Linked DNA regions of Mus musculus: region 2 is linked to region 1. Evidence: chromatin loops called from intact Hi-C (ENCODE). Cell type or tissue: gastrocnemius. All regions are shown on one strand. Links, peaks and the distances in the headings refer to the core of each region. The heading gives the core; the rest is flanking DNA.

What was found. A loop is a pair of places that touch in the nucleus more often than their neighbours do. Peaks named below come from ENCODE experiments on the same cell type or tissue, not always from the same donor. Only the 100,000 strongest peaks of a DNase experiment are listed, where the experiment ranks them.
Region 2: a loop joins it to region 1, with 10 times the contacts of the local background. A loop is called at or near these places in 3 of 42 quality-filtered maps.

The regions. Positions count from the first base shown.
Region 1 is chr14:64,450,024-64,459,357 of GRCm38, forward strand. It overlaps a transcript of Msra not described here. Among named protein-coding and RNA genes, the nearest start is that of Msra, 14 kb to the left of the region's middle. In gastrocnemius, for the core only: a CTCF peak has its summit at 3,985 (motif pointing left); DNase peaks (open chromatin) are centred at 3,978, 4,338, 5,759 and 6,054.
Region 2 is chr14:64,165,129-64,174,462 of GRCm38, forward strand. The region is part of intron 5 of Msra (methionine sulfoxide reductase A); the gene reads right to left. Among named protein-coding and RNA genes, the nearest start is that of Gm52129, 30 kb to the right of the region's middle. In gastrocnemius, for the core only: a CTCF peak has its summit at 4,135 (motif pointing right); DNase peaks (open chromatin) are centred at 1,368, 4,167, 7,939 and 8,418; H3K4me3 peaks cover 699 bases; H3K27ac peaks cover 1,089 bases.

The sequences.
Region 1 (9,334 bases), core at 781-8,780:
CCTTTATCATTGCGTTTTGTTCTTGCTGTTCTTGCTGTTGTTATTGTTGTTTTGTTTTGCAACCCCCATATGATGGGGTTGTGACCCACAGTTTAAGAAGTTGGGCTCACCACCTCCAGCAGGAAGACAGGGCATCAAATGAGGGAGGGGGGCATCCCACAGTCACAACTCTGACTCATAATTGTTCCTGTCTGAAAGAATTACAGGGATGGAAATGGAGAGGATCCAGAGGAAAAGAGGGTCCAGCGACAGGTCCAAAGTGGGATCCAGCTCAAGGCCTGACACTATTACTGAGGCTATGGAGCGCTCACAAAAAGGGATCTAGCATGAACGCACTCTGGGAAGACCCAACAAGCAGCTGAAAGAATCAGAGGTAGATAGTTGTACCCAACCAATGGACAGAAGCAGCTGACCCCTGTTGTTGAATTAGGGAAAGACTGAAAGAAACTGAGGAGAAGGGCAATCCTGTAGGAGGACCAGAAGTCTCAATTAACCTGGACCCTCGAGATCTCTCAAACACTGGACCACCAAACAGGCAGCATACACCAGCTGATATGAGGCCCCCAACACACATACAGCAGAGGACAACCGGGTCTGTGTCCATTCAGAGATGATGCACCTAACCCTCAAGAAACTGGAGGCCCCAGGGAGTTTAGAGGTCAGGAAGGGTGGGGGTTAGGGATACCCACATGGAGGCAGGGGCGTGGGGAGGAGGTATGGGATGTGGAGCAGTAGGAGGGTGGATGGAGGGGTTTGGGAGTTGGATAAAATATGGAGTGTAAAATAAACAAATAAATTAATTAATTTAAAAAAGAAGAAAAAAGAAAAAAGAAAGATGTTGGGCTCAAAATGGATTTATCTCATTTCCTTCCATGGTTTCCCTAAGTCCAGAAGAAGCACATGCATGCTCACCTTACTATGGGTCTCCTCTGCAACCTACCTTCTTACTCCACAGATAGGAAGATCTCGAAGCTGAGCTCCAGGCATGCGCATGCGCTGTCAGCAGACACTTCCCCTGGGAAAATGCGCTTCTCTATTACAGCAGCCGAGGGCAAGTCTGGTTCCATCAGCTTTGAAGGAAAAGTCCTAGAGACCTCTTCCTAAGGCAGGCCATCTATTCCTGTACTCTGTGGACACGACAACTTCTGGATAAACTGGCAGAACAGTTGGGTCCTCCCCCAATTGTATAAAACTCTCTTTTGGGAGACGGAAGATTCTGGAAATTAGAAATTGGACCTAGGGCCTCACACATGCTTGGCAACTGCTCTACCACTGCCCCCACCCCCTAAATGTCTTTCATGTGGGGAGTCCTTGATTGCTCTCAGCTCCAAGTTTTGAGTTATCTTGGCAACCTGCAGGGATACATTCTGTTACAGAGCTGTCATATAGAGTCACAAGGAAATAGGACTGAAAATAAAAAAAAAATTTTTAAATCTGCACCCCACCCCCACCGTGTGTGTGTGTGTGTGTGTGTGTGTGTGTGTGTGTTTGAACTGTGTCTAATTTGCTTCTTTTTAATTTTGAAACAGGGTACACTGGATAGTTTTATGTCAAGTTGGTATAAGCTAGAGTCATCAGAGAGGAAGGAGCCTCAACTGAGAAAACTCTCCAGAAGATCAGGATATAGGCAAGCCTGTAGGACATTTGGGAGTGGTGGTGGTGGTGGTGGGGTGCTGTTCATGACAGGGTTTCTCCCTATAGCTATGGCTGTTCTAGAACTCACTCTGTACACCAGGCTGGCCTCAATCTCAGACTTTCCTGTCTCTGCTATCTGAGTACTGGGATTAAAGGCCTATGCCACAACCGCTTGCTAGAACATTTTCTTAATTAGTAAGTGACCCAGGTGGGGAGGCCCAACTCATTATGGGTGATAATAATCCGGGGCTAAGAGTGGTCCTGGGTTCTTTAAGAAAGCAGGCTGAGCAAGCCATGAGGAGCAAGCCAGTAAGCAGTACCCCATGGCCTCTGCATCAGCTCCTGCCTCCAGGTTCCTGCCCTGTTTGAGTTCCTGTCCCGACTTCCTTTAATGCAGAAGTATAAGTCAAACAAACCGTTTCCTCGCCAGCTTGCTTTGGTCATGGTGTTTCATCCACTAGTAATCCTGACTAAAACACAGTCTCGCACTGTAACCCTGGCTGGCCTGGAACGCACTCTCTAGACCAGGCTGCCCTCATACTTAAGCTACCTGCCTCTCACTCTTGAACACTGGAAGGAAAGACGCGAACTACCATGACTGGCTGCTTTGCATTTTCCCATCACGTTTTTCAATTTTAAAATCTCCCAGAGTAAATACATAAATGCTTATTTAACAAAATAAGTCAGTGCAAAGATGAGCCGCGGCATCTTAGTAAAAAGGACAAGTGAGCAACCTACTTCAAGCAGCGTCTGGTTTTCTTGCAGCCCCACAGGCCATCCGACCTTGCTAATCTTCATCGTGTTAGTTTCCTCGAAGCTGGAAGGGAAAGATCAAATTTCCACTTCAGGTTTATCAAAAATTCTTATCACTTCAGATGAAATCAATGCTTTAAGTAGTTAATTGTCCAATTTTAGTTTACGTTTCAAAGGGGATCCGGTGCTCTGTTTCAGGGAGTTTGTTATGCTCAGTTCTCATTAGCAAACACATATTTCTAAGCTGATATAGCAATAATTACAGGACATGTTATGCTCTCAGCTTTATGAAAGACCCTTTTCTGATTTTCCTTCTACCTGATTCAACTTGTTTTTCTTTGCTTCCCTCAGTTAGGATCTTTGCAGGTAGCCCAGGCTGGCCTGGAACTCTTGACCCTCTGACCTTCGCCTCTTGAGTGCTAAGATTGTTGGAGTATGCTATCCCGCCAGGCTTGCTTCAAGTTTTTAAAAGATCTGATATTGAAGAGTTGTAAAGGACTACCTTAATATGCATAATTCCACTTAAACAGTGTTTGTTATGCAAACATGACAACCTGAGTTCAAATCCTCAGCTTCTACCTAAGGAGATGGGCATGGCCTTCACATACAGCTATAGCCCCAGCACTGTAGTGGGTGGAGACAGGGGAGCAATTCGGCTTGTGCCTACTGGCTCGGTGAGAAATCTTCTCTCAAAGGAATATGGCAGACAGTGATAAAACAGATATCCAGCATCCGCTCCCGGCCTCTCAGCGTGCCCACAGGGACGGAATTACTGTTAACCAGGCTTATGTGTAAGTCCTTACATAGCCAAATAAGTTTTCCTTAAATGGGCATATCTCAAACACTTTACATGACACCAAATATTCAAGGTAAAGAAGAAAACAACCATTTGAACGCCATCTACCAATGGTTTGTCTCTTTCCAGATGACAGTGCATTTAGGCTTATTTTCAAATGACCACAGTGACTTCTTAACCAAATAACTTCAACTCTGGTTTTGGTATATGCAAGATAAAGCACAGCTTAGTTGATAAATATTGTGGTTACTTACAGTGTTCAGTTTAATCTTACTTATGTCACCTATAAATTATCTGCAGGAATTTTCTAGACCACAATTGTCTTTCCACCAGCACTTCTTCAAACGGTGATCTTCCTTCAGGAGCACAAAGAGAGAAAAATCCATCTCTGCCTTGCGTCTTCCATACATTTCTCCATGTCTAGCAAGCTGAGTTTCGGGTAGCATTATGTTTCCACAAGCCGCTCAGAAAGCTTAATTGAGACTTAAGCGCTCAACAAATATTTGTGGAATTAAATTGAGTTTCAGTGATTATTCTGTAATTCTTAAAGCATGGAGACGTTAGAAGGTTAACCAAAAAAAAAAAAAAAGTGTTTTCAGTAAAAAAAAAAAAAAAAATCTGTCTAAACCCATCGCCGACGTCAGGTGATAATGAGGAGTTGCTGTTGGTTATTAGAGGTTCGTTAAAGAGAACCTTTCGATTGTTCTCCAGTCGCTGCTTTTTAAAGTCCCAGATTTCTAAGCTGTCTCGGTTGGAGATAAATTCACTTCCTTAAGCCATCTGGTGGCTCCCACCTGTAACTACATCATCTATTCAGCAGACATGCCCAATGCGGGTTCTGCCTTTACAGGGCCATCTCTTACAGGGTTTGTTTTGATGAACTGGTACCCAAGGAATGCATAGGTATTAAAATTCCAAGAGAAATCTTAGTGGTTCTAATCTCAGGGACACTTTAAATAAGAACAACATAGCAAAGACCATTGGTAATGGGATGAGTGAAAGCCTGTGAGTGTATTCTATTCATGAACTGAGGCAAACCGTACCGAGTGTTCCAGGAGTGTGCCTCCGTGTCGGGGTTATAAAACACTAGCATGAGGAGACCTGTGTACTCAGGAAGCACAGTCCAAATGACGACAAAAGCAGCTATGCTCGGTGATGGTGAGACTGTATGTATGTGCCTTGGTCGAGATGGGAAATCTGCCAGCTGCATCTCTTTCACCCCACACTCGACACCTATGGCTGTCTCCTCCGAGGAACATGCAGCATACACCAGAATAGACTTTCTCTTTTAGAATCAGCTCGTAAGACAACCGAACTGCAAGTGTGTTGTACACACTGACATCCCACCTTCCTGACCTTCCACAAAGCCAAAAATATTTACATCTCTGTGTAACGCTTAACCCTCAAGGTCACGATGATGCCCCTGAACTGAGTCATGTCTGGGAGACCAAGGACTCTTGTGTCAATAAACAAGCTCGCAGGGGCAGATCTAACTTAGCCAAATGTTCAGAGGCCAGAGGACAAGACAGGGGACACAGAATGGAGTCTTACCTACAGACGTCACCCCTACAGAATGGAGTGTTGTCTCCCAGAGAGAGAAGTCATTCCAGCCTTGGGAAGGCCAAGGAGGCTCTGAAAGGCTTGAAGCCTGAGGCCATTTCAGAACAGCAGATAGACTTCCACAGCCTAGAACAGGAGAGACTTAGTTAATATCACACAGGCAAACATAAGGATAAAGTATAACAAAGCAAAATCCACTTAGTAGCTTCAGGAACCACATCAGGCAGGAAGAATGCAATAAAGCCATGGCTGGCTGCAAAGTTAGACAGGAGCCAGAGGGGTGGCACATGCCTGTAATCCCAGCACCTGGGAAGCAGAGGCAGGAGGATCAGCAGTTTGAGGCCAGCCTGGGCCCTGTAGTGAGGTTACAAACAACAACAACAACAAATAGTCAAGGGCTTTGTGACTCCAGGGACTGTGGGTGGCTGACATGCTCAAGGATGTCCCACTAGAAATGGAGCCACTAAGCAACTTTAAATTAGGACCATAGTATAATGTCATAATTGTTAGAAGCAGATACTGCATTGAAAGGATGCAGAAAAAGACGTAGAAAGCCTGCTAGGGTACCATGCTCCAGACCAGACTTTATGAGGGATTCCAAGTGAAGAAGCAGCGACAGAGCTGCAGACATCATTGAGCAGAAGAGCAGGTCTTTGTAACTAGGACATAAAGGATTTGGCATAACCCTAGGGTTGTAGCTTAGTGGAAGTGCTCTTGCCTATATGCTGAGTCCTGTTCCAGAAAGAGAATATAGAAAAATTTAAGATAATTCCCAGATATATGGTCTATAGACCAAGGGTGGGGATGCTTCTGGCTCCTCCGGGCATTTTGCTCTGAGAGACAACAGACTGGGGTAGACAAGCATGAAGAGCCACAGAATTAATGAGCATAGTGCTGGGAGCGGTCACATCAGTGCCCCATGGGGCAGCACTAGTGCACCACAGGGGGTAGGCTGTGCAGGTCTCAGACACTGCAGGAGGTCAAGGCAGAAGATCTCGACTTGGAATGGATCAAAATCAAAGTTATGGGAGAGGGGAGAGCTCATCGGTAACCCAGCCCCTGCAATGTTCACGCTGAGATGTGTGCAGCACAAGTCAGAGGAAGAGACCCACACCCTCCTGTATGACCAGGGCGTTCAGATAACCCAGTGGACAAGTGAAAAGCTGAGCATCTTTTACGGCGCCTAGAAATGACTGTGGATCAGGGCGCGTGGGAGGCTCAGGGAGGGTGCAGATCCCGAGTCACAAGGATGCTATGGAGAGTTCTAAAAATAAGAATTTGCACTGTGTATGTCTGACTGCATGAGCATCCCGTGGCCAATCAGAGCGATTGTCATCCTCACCCTGAGCCGGCTGCCACTTCTCATCTTCACCCTTGACTAGAGCACTGAGCCCTGGACCCAGCCAGTTAGGGATGCAGATGAGAAGGGACTAGGAGCCTGCAGATGTGGAGGTGAGAAAAATATGCCTCTGTCTTTTTCTGGCTCTCTCACACCACAAGGAAATCCTATTCAAAGTCTCCCTGGGGAAATAACAGCATGATCCTTCAGCTGGACCTTTAAATTAAAAGGCTACCTGATTCTTTATGGGGCGAGAGGATTGTTTCTCTTTCATCAATAAGTCAATTTGTCCCCTCTTGTCTCCCATGCTATTGCATTTTAGAAGAAATTCATTCCAGTTAATATGAAAATGAGAGACCAGAAATTACGAAGGACGCTTATGGATGGCATTGTAATGATTCACCCACCGACTCTGTGTGTTACTTGAGGTTTTGATGATACACTTATTTTTCTGTCATTTAAATGCTCTCCACATCCATCTGCTCATGGAACCAAGCTCAAAATCTTAGCATTATACAGAATGTACTAATGGCAGCAGCCTGAGCCCTCTATTAATATTAAAAGCTTCATGTCACTTTCAGAGAATCAGTAGGGACTGTCTTAAAGGGTGGAGTGATGTCCATACAAGAATAATGTCATCATGAATGTGATCCCTTTAAGGAAATAAAAATCTCAGCCCATTGGGTCAGCTGTGGTTCACTTTTACACACTACACACGCATGCACACACACACACACACACACACACACACACACACACACACATTCTGAACTAACCCTAGATAGATGGATAAACAAAAACTAGAAACTTTCCAAATAAGATCAGATTCTCTTTTGTTTTATGAAACACCATCTCACATAGCCCAGGCTGCCCACCAACTTGCTGCATAGTCTAGGCTGGCCTTGAACTCTGGTTCTCCTGCATCAGCCATCTAAGTGCTGTTGTGAGCCATCATGCCCACCTCCAGATTAGACCAATCTCTTTCAGTAACTTGTGATTAGGGCCAGAGAGGTGGCCCCACGGGTGAGTGTTTATCCTCCCTCCGCCTGATGGCCTGAGCTTGATTTCTGAAACCCAATTGGCAGGAGAAGAGAAATTACTTCCTTCAAATTGTCCTCTGGCCTCTACATGTATGCTGTGGCATGAATACACACACAACATGTGAGTAAATTAGATGCAAATTTTTAAAGTTCGACAACTAATAAATCTTTTTTTTTTCAGCATTATTTTGGTTGTTCTTTCCTGTTCTTGATAGATTTCAAATGAATTTTCACTTTTTTTGAGACCAAGTCTCATTATGCATTCCTAGATGGCTTGGAACTCATCAAGTAGCCCCAGGTGGCCTCAAATTCACAGAGACCCAACCTGCCTCTCTACCTCTCCTGCGTGCTGGAATTAAAGGTGTGCGCCACCACACCCAGCCTGGGTTTATCAGTGTTCCTAAAAGTTCTCTGATGTTTTGGATTTCCTACCTATAGGGGTAGGGGATTGGCATCTGTGGCTTCCCTATCTATTAGCAACCCCACTCCCCTACCCCTCACCCCACCCCCACCTAGGTGAATTTTAGCATTTCTTTATGGAGCTCTACATTTGAATGCTATCCATTCATTGTTATTTTACATCAGCTTACCACACTTAAAATATGTCCAAAAGAATAAGTCAGGGCGCTGTTTTTATTGGGACACTTAAGAAATAGGAACATTTCTATTATGGCATTTTTAAAATCACAGGCTACAGTAGTCGTCTTTTGTTATGAGGAGATGGCTCCTTCTGCAAACTGTATTTTAGTTGCTTTATGGAAGTACTCACAAAAATCTTAATGCAGCCACAGCAAAGGTAGCTTTTTTGAAGAGCACAGCCTTTCAGATCAATCTAATTTCCTACTTGAACAAGGTAACTGACTGCTATAGACAAGAGCAAAGAATCTGGTGTGAAATAGCAGGATTTCAGGAAGCCTTTATGCTGACTGATCCTAGCATATTGAAGGTGGCTACCTTGTTTCGGAAGGCACACCAGCAAAGAGGATATCTTCTTCAATCCTGTTTTCATCTTAGTTAAATTAAAAAGAAAACCCCTCTATAGCAAATACTCACTTTGTAGAAGTCAAATAGTAGTGTTTAAACTTTGCCATTAGTGTGTGTGCACACACATGCTACAGTCCACACATGGAGGTCAAAGGGCAACTTTGTGGAGTCAGTTCTCGATTTGCACCTTTATGTGGATTCCAGAGGTCAAGCTCAGGGTGGTCAGGTTGTTTGTGTGTTTGTTTGCATGAAACTTGCCTCTACTCAGGAATATGGGGCGACCTAGCTCCATGTTTCCTGGGCCTCGGTGGTTCAAAGTTGCCTCTAGAGTAACCCACCTCTGGTTCCCTCTGAGGTGAGAGCTGTGGTTTGTGTGATGGTTTTGTTTTGTTTTGTTTTGTTTTTGTTTGTTTCTTTCATCAACACTACAGAGCACATGTGCTCAGCAGAGATGCCAATGTGAGGCCTCGTGAGAGATTATTAAGGATGTCAAGACAATGACACTAAATCACTCCCAGGCCCTGTGCAGCTTCATACACGAAACACTCAGCATGAGGCTTGCCCTGATTTACCCAACAGAAAGGAAGACGTGCGTCACACCAAGATTCACATACAAATGTTCATATGACCTGAAGGTCTCTGTCCCCTAATCCTTATCCTTTGGAACTCTTCTTCCCCTAACCCCAGAGACGATGGTTTTAGAAACTGAGGCCTTAAACATGTGATTAGGCCTTAAGGAGCACTCTTAGAAAAGGGACACTGGGGACCTGGCTACTCTCTTCCGTGACTTCCCAGGTATTTGGGAAATGAATGGGTCTGCCTTGTCCCCCAGCACTGCCACAGGTCAGGGCACAGGGTCCTACATAGGCAGAGCAATGTCAAGGCTCCATGCCCTGCATCCCAGTACAGCACCTGGTGGCCTGTAATGGCTTCTCCTCCAGAAGCTATGACACTCTAACTGGCTTTGTTTGGCTCGGTCTTGCCCTTCTGCCATGTGGCAGAGGTAATGAAACCTTGCCTGGTGCCACTGACTCTCTCTCAGATGTCCCCATCTCTAGCACCATAAGCCTGCAAATTTCCACGGACTCTAAGGTGCCACTCTATGCATAGCAGTATGAAACAGCCCGGCTACTATCCCTCCTTGACTCTCTCTGGGCCTACCTCTCAACAGACTGGAGCCAGATGGGACTTCAGGAATCTCAGCACATCGATTCTCCTGAATGAAGA
Region 2 (9,334 bases), core at 879-8,878, 280 kb before region 1:
ACTGGTATTAGTTATCTACAGCAACATCCCCCTTCTCCCTTCTTACCCATCTTCCCTTCTCTCCTCTCTCTTCCTCCTCCTCTCCCTTCCCTTCCCCCTCCCTCTCCCCGTCCCCCTTCCTCCTCCCTGTCTTCTTGATTTGTATTGCTCCATATTGATCCTGGACCTTGTGGGGGCTAGACAACTACTCAGCCACTGAGCCACATTCTCAGTCCAGGTTCAAGATCAGGGAATAATAATTAAAACAGGAGCCGCCACTTTTAAAGGCTTGTGAACGAAGCTCTACCCGATGCTTCAAAACTGGGTGCTCCTATTGCAGTCATTACTTCCTGACTACTTGAATCTTCTCCTGCAAATCCCTACAGCACCCCCAGTCTGTCTCCAATGGCTCAGGGTTGTTCATTATGGTTTTTCGATCTTAGTTTCATTTAATTGCTTGCTGGCTGGCTTCCTTTGTTCCCATCCAGAGGGAAGTGGGAGGGTACGTACACTCTGACTGGCTCGGTTCTGTTGCTAAGAACACGGTAGTTGTCTAAGTCAGAGTCTCAGACTTGGCTTATTTATCTAAGAATAGAGAAAGCAACCCCCTCCCTAATTTAGTCGGGACAATATGCTACAGACCCCACCACACGCACACACACACAAGCACACACACACACAGAGTTTATCTGTTTATCTGTTTACCGTATCTGCAAGCACAGTGAAAACCATCTCCCCAGAGTTCGCTTGGAAAATTACTCTGAGCACTTTCAGTTCAATGAGGCCTGTGATTATAATCGGTTCTTTCTTAATTCCTAATTGGACCCCTCTGGTTCATACGGCAGGGGCTGCACCCCGCAGGGCTGAAGGTGAAAGGTGGGGAGGCTATGGCCTGGCTGAAGGGATGACAAGGCTCCTCCAAGGGCCACAAGTCTGCCAGTGCTGCACCATCGTCCCAGATTTGATCTATCACCAAACACAAGGGCAGTGAAGCTTCAAACTCTCAAGACTCTGCCTAGACCTCTTGGTGTCAGACTCATTCCGTCCACACAGAGAAGAATGGGAGGGGAGTTTAAAGAACTGGAGAGACTTCCCAGTCACAGAATTGTGGAGTCAGGTTTTGAGCAGACTGTGCCTGCTATCTCCCAAGTTTATAGAGTCTGAGAGCTCAGGGAAGCAGGTGCCACAAGGCTGCCTCTCAGGCAGGACAGAGTCAACAGCTATAGACACATGACTGGTAGGGCCCTGCATCACCTTACACTGTAGAGGAGAACAATAGTAGCATCAAAGCAGAGAAGGATGCCTCAGAAGGGAGGTGGGGAGGGGGACCTGGCAGAGTGCGCCCAGCCTCTCGTGCTTCGATAAGGACCCATACGCCATCAGGACAGATGACTCGCCTCCTCCTTGTCACTAGCTGCCTTCACTGGCCTTTACTTTGCCAGGCTGATGGCTGAGGACAAGAGACAAACACTCTGTCACTCTGTACCTTAATTGTTTTTCTTCTTGCTCCGGCCAAATGCCTGGTGAGTGGCAACTTAAAGAGGTTTCATGGTACATTCCATCCTGGTGGGGCAGCTATGGTAGCAGGAGGGAGGGGACAGAGGTTGGGGTGGCAGCGGGAAGGTGAGACTGTTTGCTTACACCTCTGTGGACTAGCAAGCAGAACGTGACTGGACCCAAAGCTGGGCTATATACCTCAAGCCAACTCTCCAGAGACCTAATTCCTCCAGCTAGGGCTCAACTCAGCTCCTAAATGTTCTGCAACCAACATCTGGGGACAAAGTGCTCAATGCACAGTTGTGGGGAAATCTGACATTCAAACCATGATACTCACTGAAGCTTAAAGGCGTCCTGAGAAGGCTTTTGCTGCTCTTGAGTTTGCTAGGGCAGGCCAGGATCAGTGTTGTGGGTCTGAGGACACTCCCTCTGGCCATCAGGGAGAAAGGTCTGGAAGCACACTGCTCCCATCCATAACCCATACTTTCCCCTAATGTAGAGATTGCATATCTCCAGAGGCTGAAGAGTCAAACCACTTCCTTTTTGACTTTCAAATGCCTTCTGGAATTTAGTTCCTTCATATCTTATCTCAAGTTATATATGATAAAGTAGACAGCAAATTAAGTTTTTTAGCAACCATCTCTCATGGCAGAGAACTCTGCATCTTCATTGGGTATTAGAGGTATTGCGTGGATACAGTCTGATGTCATCCCTGGGAGTGATGTGCTCAGGGTGAGCACCCTCAGCAGGGAGGACTGTGGAAAGCAGTCTTGGATCCTACCGAAGACACAGTCCCTCGTGCCCAGCCTACAAAGATGTGTGACACACATTCTGGGACAAATTGCCAGAATCTATTCTCCACAGCAACATGGACACCTATCTGCTCCAGTAACTGCCCACGCAGACTTAAGTCACCTAGCAAAATAACAAACATGTATGTCAATCCCGGACCACCAACAAGACTTCTCCCTGGAGGGTGTTGGGGGCTTCTTGTTCCTAAGGCAGCTTCAGATTCTCAGGATACAATTGGGGCAGGAAGTGGCTGATAAAGAGGTTGGCAGAAGAGAATTCCCAATGGCACAGACCAGGTTCTTGCCTTCTGAGAGGATAATGAGGGGATAAGGTCACTGCTCTTGTATGACATTGTCAGATTAAAAAAAAAAAAAAAGAATGGATAACAGCCGACACTGAGTTTAAAAGTCATGTGCACCACACGGTGCAGGCATGAAATAGCTTTCCTCACAACCCTTGGATGTGAGGTTATCTACTGCCAGCTACCCAACTCGACATTCCTTGACTGGTTACGTGGGCACTCTGCCACCATACATAAAAGAGTCTTCCATTCTTGATTTGTGTCTTGGAATGCCTCCTGGTGGGAGAAGCATGGGGCATAGAGTCAGGAAAGCAAATTCCCCACCTCCTGTGACACTTGTGTGTGACAACAGGGAGGTCATTCCCTTTCCTTGAATGAATAGTTTTCCTACCTGGAAAGCAAAGTTTCATTTCTTTTGCTCTGATAATGTACCCAACAAAGGGGAACTTTGGAAAGAAAGGGGCTTATTTCAGCTTACGCGTCCAGCTTAGTGTCCATCATTGTGGGAAAGTCAGAGTGGTGGGAGCTTGAAGAAGGTGAGGACATCCACAGTCTAGAGCCGAAAGACAGATGCATGCATGTTCACATGCTCACTTGTCTGTGCTCAGCTCAGTCTCTCCATTCACACTGGTCAGGATTTCCTGCCTAGGGAATGGTCCCACTCACAGTGGGCTGGGTCTTCCCAAGTTAACTATCAATTAAAACAATCCCCTACAGATGTGCCCACTGGCCAATCAAATGTAGACCATCCCTCACTGAGACACTTTCCTCAGGTGATTCAAGGTTTTGTCAAGTTGGCAATTAAAGCTAACATCACAGGTACTAATGATCTCATGGTTGGGAGAATGAAAAGGACATGAGAAACCCTTCTACGACTGCAAAGCATAACACAAATTCTGTTTATCAATAAAGCATTAAGTAGAGCTATGACAAAGCACAGGTTTATAAAGGAGACCTAGGGTTCGGCATTAAGTTTCTTCTTCAAGAACAGAACATACATGTGAAGGGTCTACGGAGGACTAGGTGCCCAAACTCTGCCTATGTGGTTACTTCAGTGTCAAACTTCTGCTTCTGTAACCACAGAGAGAATGAATTTATAGATGTATTTCTATTGCCTACTCTGTTTTAAACCCCAGAAAACTGATCAGCAATTTTCACATATACACATATAATTTATCCTATTACTAGTTTGAAAACTTTTGCAACTAATAAACCTTAATCAAGCCAAAAAATTTTTTAACTATTGCCCTGTATGCCCATATGATACCGGGTGAACATGAACTATCATATTTTAATAGTTATTTTAATCCACATCCTATTTTTTAAAATTTGATATGCTGTAGATTTTCATGATTCTTTTACATTATTTCCTTAATTTCAGATGGACTTTTGTTTGATGCAGCCTCACCAGGCGAAAAACAAGCAAGATCAGAAAAATAAAGTGTCTTACTTGGGTATGACAGCAAGGCACAAAATCACTCCCTTTAGGTGGATGGCCCCTTGATCACTGTGATTATATTTTTAAAATACGGTGTCTGATCTCTAGGGCACTTTATCTGCAATTAAGGCTCTCTACCATTAGGTGGCAGTAGGGTCATGATCATGATTAGCCATGTAAATGATATTCTAGCTGGAGGTGTGTGTGTGTGTGTGGGGGGGGTAAGAACTTGTATTTCTTCTCTTTTCACAAGGGATGCTTTGAAAAATGAAAGCACACAGTTGGGAGTATCTAAGGAGTTATTTTAGTTTTTAACACTTAAGATGAACAAATATGAAGTAGTTATGGCCTTTAATAACTCAACACTAAATACTTTATCACTAGTATGCGCATGCATTTTCTGCCATTCCTAACAGATACACAGTTCATCCTAAACTCTATGAGAATCCCTTAGCCTGAGTCCTGACACCTGCTTCTGAGTTCCTGGACCCCACTTCCATGTTTCCACAAACCCGTCTCCGTGGCAAGGGACCACAAGATCCAGCACTTTGACTGGCAAAGACCACTTCAGAATGTACTGCTCTGGCTCCTGGGAAGAAGGAAGCAAGGATGCCACAGGCATCTGAGAGCAACGAATACTGAGACATTAACAGGGAAGAGGGGATGCTAAGCTAAAGAAAATTGTGATGCTGGACTCTGGTATTAGGGGAGGTAGACAGATTCCTCCTCCTAAGGGTGTTCTTGAGATAGAGACTTTGTTCAATAGGGTAGCACTGTCGAAGAAGCCCCTTCAGAAATGACACTCAGGGTCAGGTGCTGCTCGCGCTTGTTTTATAAGGGAGTGGTGTTTCTCTACTGCAGAACACATATCTTGTTGACAGTCAGCCAGAGCCGCACAGGTCTCATCACTAGAAGTAATCAGGGTAAGATAGGGCCACAGTAGCTTCGGCCCTGAGGGCACATGTAGCTTTACCGCCTGGGTTCCTGCGGGACATCACTTACCCATCCCAGTGGGGATCATATTCTCTTCCCTGTCCTGGCCTTTTATCAAATCAATCGATGGTGCCACACCTCATCCTAGTCTCAGGGTTAACGTGCCTCATTTTTTGACGACTTGCATTCTTCTGGTCACAGTTTCATGGGTGAGAGGCACCAGACATGAAGTGATTTATTCTGTTTAAAGCAGTTGATGGGTCAGTAGGATGGCTCAGTGGGTTATGGTGTATGCTGCCAAGTCAGACTAAGAACTAAGTCTCCAGACACACGTGGTGGGAGTAGAGACCAACTCTTACAAGTTGCCCTTTGACCTCCATATGAATGTCATTGCATATGTGAGCACACACACATAAGTAAAATTTTAAGAATGAAATATAGCAAAAGGAGTTGAGACTGTTTTGAGCTTCAAAGTGCATTATCCCAATAATTGCTCTGTGTGTGTGTGTGTGTAGGTGTGTATAAGTTTCTGTATATGTCTGTGTGTACATGTACATATGTGTATATTTGTGCGTTTGTATGCTTGGATACAAGTGCATTTATGTGTGTATGGAATCTAGAAGTCAACACTGATTATCTTTCTCTATGGCTCTCAAGCTAAGTTTTTGAGACAGGGTCTCTTTGTGACCCTCAAGCTCATTGGTTGACTATGCTGGCTGGCCAGCAAGCTCCAGGACTGGCATATCTCTATCTCTCAGTGCTAGGGTTCCAGACTCACGCCACCATGTTTGATTTTACATTGGTGATGGGATCACACTCTGGTTTCTCATGCTTACAGGACAGGAATGCTACCCACCAAGCCATCTGTCTCCTCAGTCCTCACTGCTGGCTTGAGTATGGATTTGGACAAATGGCTTTTATGGTTGGGAAGGATCTGTAAGGCTCTGTGTCTCCTTCCCATGGCTTTATGGCTTCTTGGCTTCCTGGCTCTGCTCTTTGAGACCCTTGCTCCTCCTCTGTGGGTGCTATTGTTAGGCAATTCTGCTTACATCCTGAGAGCCAACACTAGCACACGAAAGTCTTCACTGTGTTGTGGATTAGGAAGCACCCCTTTTCTGTCCCTTGTAATAAGCAAGCACACCTGTCTGTCTTGTCCCCTAGACTGATAGAGTGCAGCCCCTGTCTCTGAAAAACAGCCTAGCTAAGGCTTGGATCAGTCAATCTTGGTGTTTTCTTCTTGGTGATGGGTTTCCTCAACTTCCCTTCTCAGCTTGATTACCCTCTTCCTTGTTGGCAGTGGGTGTCCGGCAGACTGTTTGTTTCCAGGGATCTATGCCCTAGTCTGGTGAGGGCCACCAGTACTGGAGGCAGAGCAATGGGGGCATCTCCATAAAGCTCTTGTGACCCCTGGGTCCCAGTGTTTCCTCAGTTACTCTGGCAGCTGTGACTAAGGCAAAGCAGTGTTCTGTGCTTGCGCTGGCTCATTGCTTAGCAGGATAAGAATAAACTGAGTTATGTTACTTCAAAAAGAAAAGCATCCAACATACCCAGTGTGGGGATGCTCCCTCTTGATAGAGGGAGTCTGAGTGATGACTAGCCAGACATAGGTTCTCAGGGGTGGGACTCCAAGCTCAGGACCTTAGGTCTGTGAGTCAATTCAGCCCCTGTTAGCAAGGCATCAGATGTTCACATGTGGATGTTGTCTGGGACTCACAGAGGAGGAAGGTGGCTGTTTACCTCAAGGGGCCCACAAGAGGGACAGACAGACCAGCACTTAAGACCATAGCTTGCAGGGAGGGGAGAGAGTCCTGATCCTTGCTGGGCACAGGAGTCAGCTTTTACAAGGATGTACCCCCATCTAGGCAATCTGAAACAAGAACAGCTGCCCTTAGATGCTACCCACACCAAAGCCTGGCTAAGCTGGAGCTTTCTGGACTAGAGAAGGCTGGAGGATTTAGTTAGGTGAGCCAATGTCCCCTGCTACTGACTCAGAGAGAGTTCCAGCCTCAAGAGGCCTGGCCTCTCGGGCTATCCAGGATCTTGCCTGGGCTTTCTCTGAACCTCTCAGCTCGGCCCATCCACAGCTCAAGCAGCAGGCAGGCATCTTGGGTATAGACCTTGAGTCCTGTACTTCCTCAGCCCACTCAGACTTCACACTTTCCCCCAACCTGCTTTTCCTTGAAACAGTTTCTCAGAAGGGAGTTTGAAGCCTCCTTTCTTTCTCTTCAGAAGAAAACATTCCTCTAGAACCATCTGCTCTGAAAACCCATCCAGATATGTCAGTGGCTCTTTCTCTGGGACCACAGGCCAATATCACAGGTCCCCAGTGTCCCCCAAGCTCTGCAGGTATATGCATGTCCATTCTTTTTTAAATTTTTTGAAGATGTATTTATTTCATTTTATGTGTATGGGCATTTTGCCTTCATGTATGTCTGTGCACTATGTGTGTGCCTGGTGCCTGAGGAGGTAAGAAGACAGAATTGGACTCCCTGGAACTGGAGTTCTAGATTTTCTATAGGTTCTTGAAATCCAACTTGGGGTCCTCTGCAAAAAACAAGTGGTCTTAACTGCTGAGTTATTTCTCTAGCCCCTGTTCATTCTTGTCTGACCTGAAGGCTGCTACAGGTTGATGTTAAGAACAGAAGGGGTGCTGGGTGGAGAGGTACAAGCCTTTAATCCCAGCACTCAGTGGGCAGAGACAGGTGGATCTCTGTGAGTTTGAGGCTAGCCTGGTCTACAAAGCAAGTTCTAGGACAGCCAGCGCTACAAAACCCTGTCTCAAGGAAACAAAACTAAACAAGAACTGAGTGGGGTTGGAGGGCCTTCTCTAGCACAATGGCAGGTCAAGACAGGCTAAGGAAGAGTGGGAAGGGAGCAGGGCCAGGAGTCCCGGGTTCAAGTGTGCTTTGCCCATGACTCAGCAAGTACCTTGGTCCAGGAACTCCAGCTTGTCCTGCCTAAGTTTTCTGTGACCCACAGAAAGGAAACCCAGTGCGATAAGGCTGAGGTAGTCTGGGGTTAGGGTAGGATGCACTGCTCTAGGCCTATGGACCTGCAGTTCTCCACAGAGCCAGGCAAGGAAGACGTTAATATTCTCAGTCTATAAGTAGCTCCTGCGGTTGCAGATAAAATTAAATGGCATGACTATTTTGGTAGAAAGTCAGGTAAAAAAAAAAAAGCCGAAAAATAAGCTCTCTGTCAAATGCCAATCCCCACCCCCCATCCGCCACACACACCCTGTTCTTTTTTTACGCCCATTTGGTATTTGTTTTTAATTCTGGCTGATTGTCAATTTTAAAACCTGATGCATAGCGTGGCTTGCTATTCCGGAGGCGTTATTTTAAGATAAAACAATGTAAATTCTGCCTTGGGATGGCAGATGGCTGGCAGTTCGCTGTTTGGCAATGCAACTGGTATGGTATGTTGAGGATTGAGAGCAGCAGGTACAGGGCTCAATTCGAAACCGCCACAGATGCTCGGAGGGAGCGGGGGAGGGGCGCAAGCTGGTCAGGAAATCGAGTACGGTACTGGGAGCTCAGAGGGGGGAAAAAGATGGTAACTAGCTGAAAGTTTGCTTCTTCTGGGCTCTTCTCACTCTCTTTCTTTGTCTTTGGCTGCTCTGTGGAGATTCGGAAAGGCCCTTAGAGGTCAAGAGCTGGTGAATGCTTCTCATTTTGCTTCAGCTCAGTCTGATGGGTAAGGCCTGGGCTCCTTGAGAAAGCACAAGGCAAGGACAAAGGAGATAAAGGAAATCTGAATGTGTTTTTCCACAGAGACATGCAAATGGCGGCATCAAGCAGGGAGCCTGCACCTAGTGCAGACATTGTAGGGAGGACGGACCAGAGTCTGAGGAAGACACAGAGCACTGCCAAAGGCAGTTTCTCACCTGAAGAGCCTCACTACAAAATCTTCCCTGTCACCTTCACTGTGGGGCCAGAGAGTGACCAGGAGTTGGGTGCTGACCTGGAGAGGAAGAGGTCAGAGGGGGTCCATTCAGAGCCAGTGAGGACTGCTGAATGCTTTTTAAAAAGGTCACTCACCCGCAGTCTCCCCTTAGAATCTCAAAAAGACTCAACAAGCAAACTCCTCTGTGTGATTATGTGATTGCTGTGTGTGTGTGTGTGTGTGTGTGTGTGTGTGTGTGTGTATGCATGTATGTGTGTGTGTGATTGTTTATATGTGTGTATGTGTGATTGTGTATGTGAGAGATTGTATGAGTTTGTTGCCTGTGTATGTTTGGGTGTATGTGTGTGTGTGTGACTGTATGTGATTGTGTGTGATTGTGTAATTGTGTATGAGAGTGACTGTGTGTGACTGTATGTGATTGTATGTGTGTGATTGTGGTTTTGTGTTGTGTGAGTGATCATGTGAGTGATATGTGGCTGGCTGTGTAT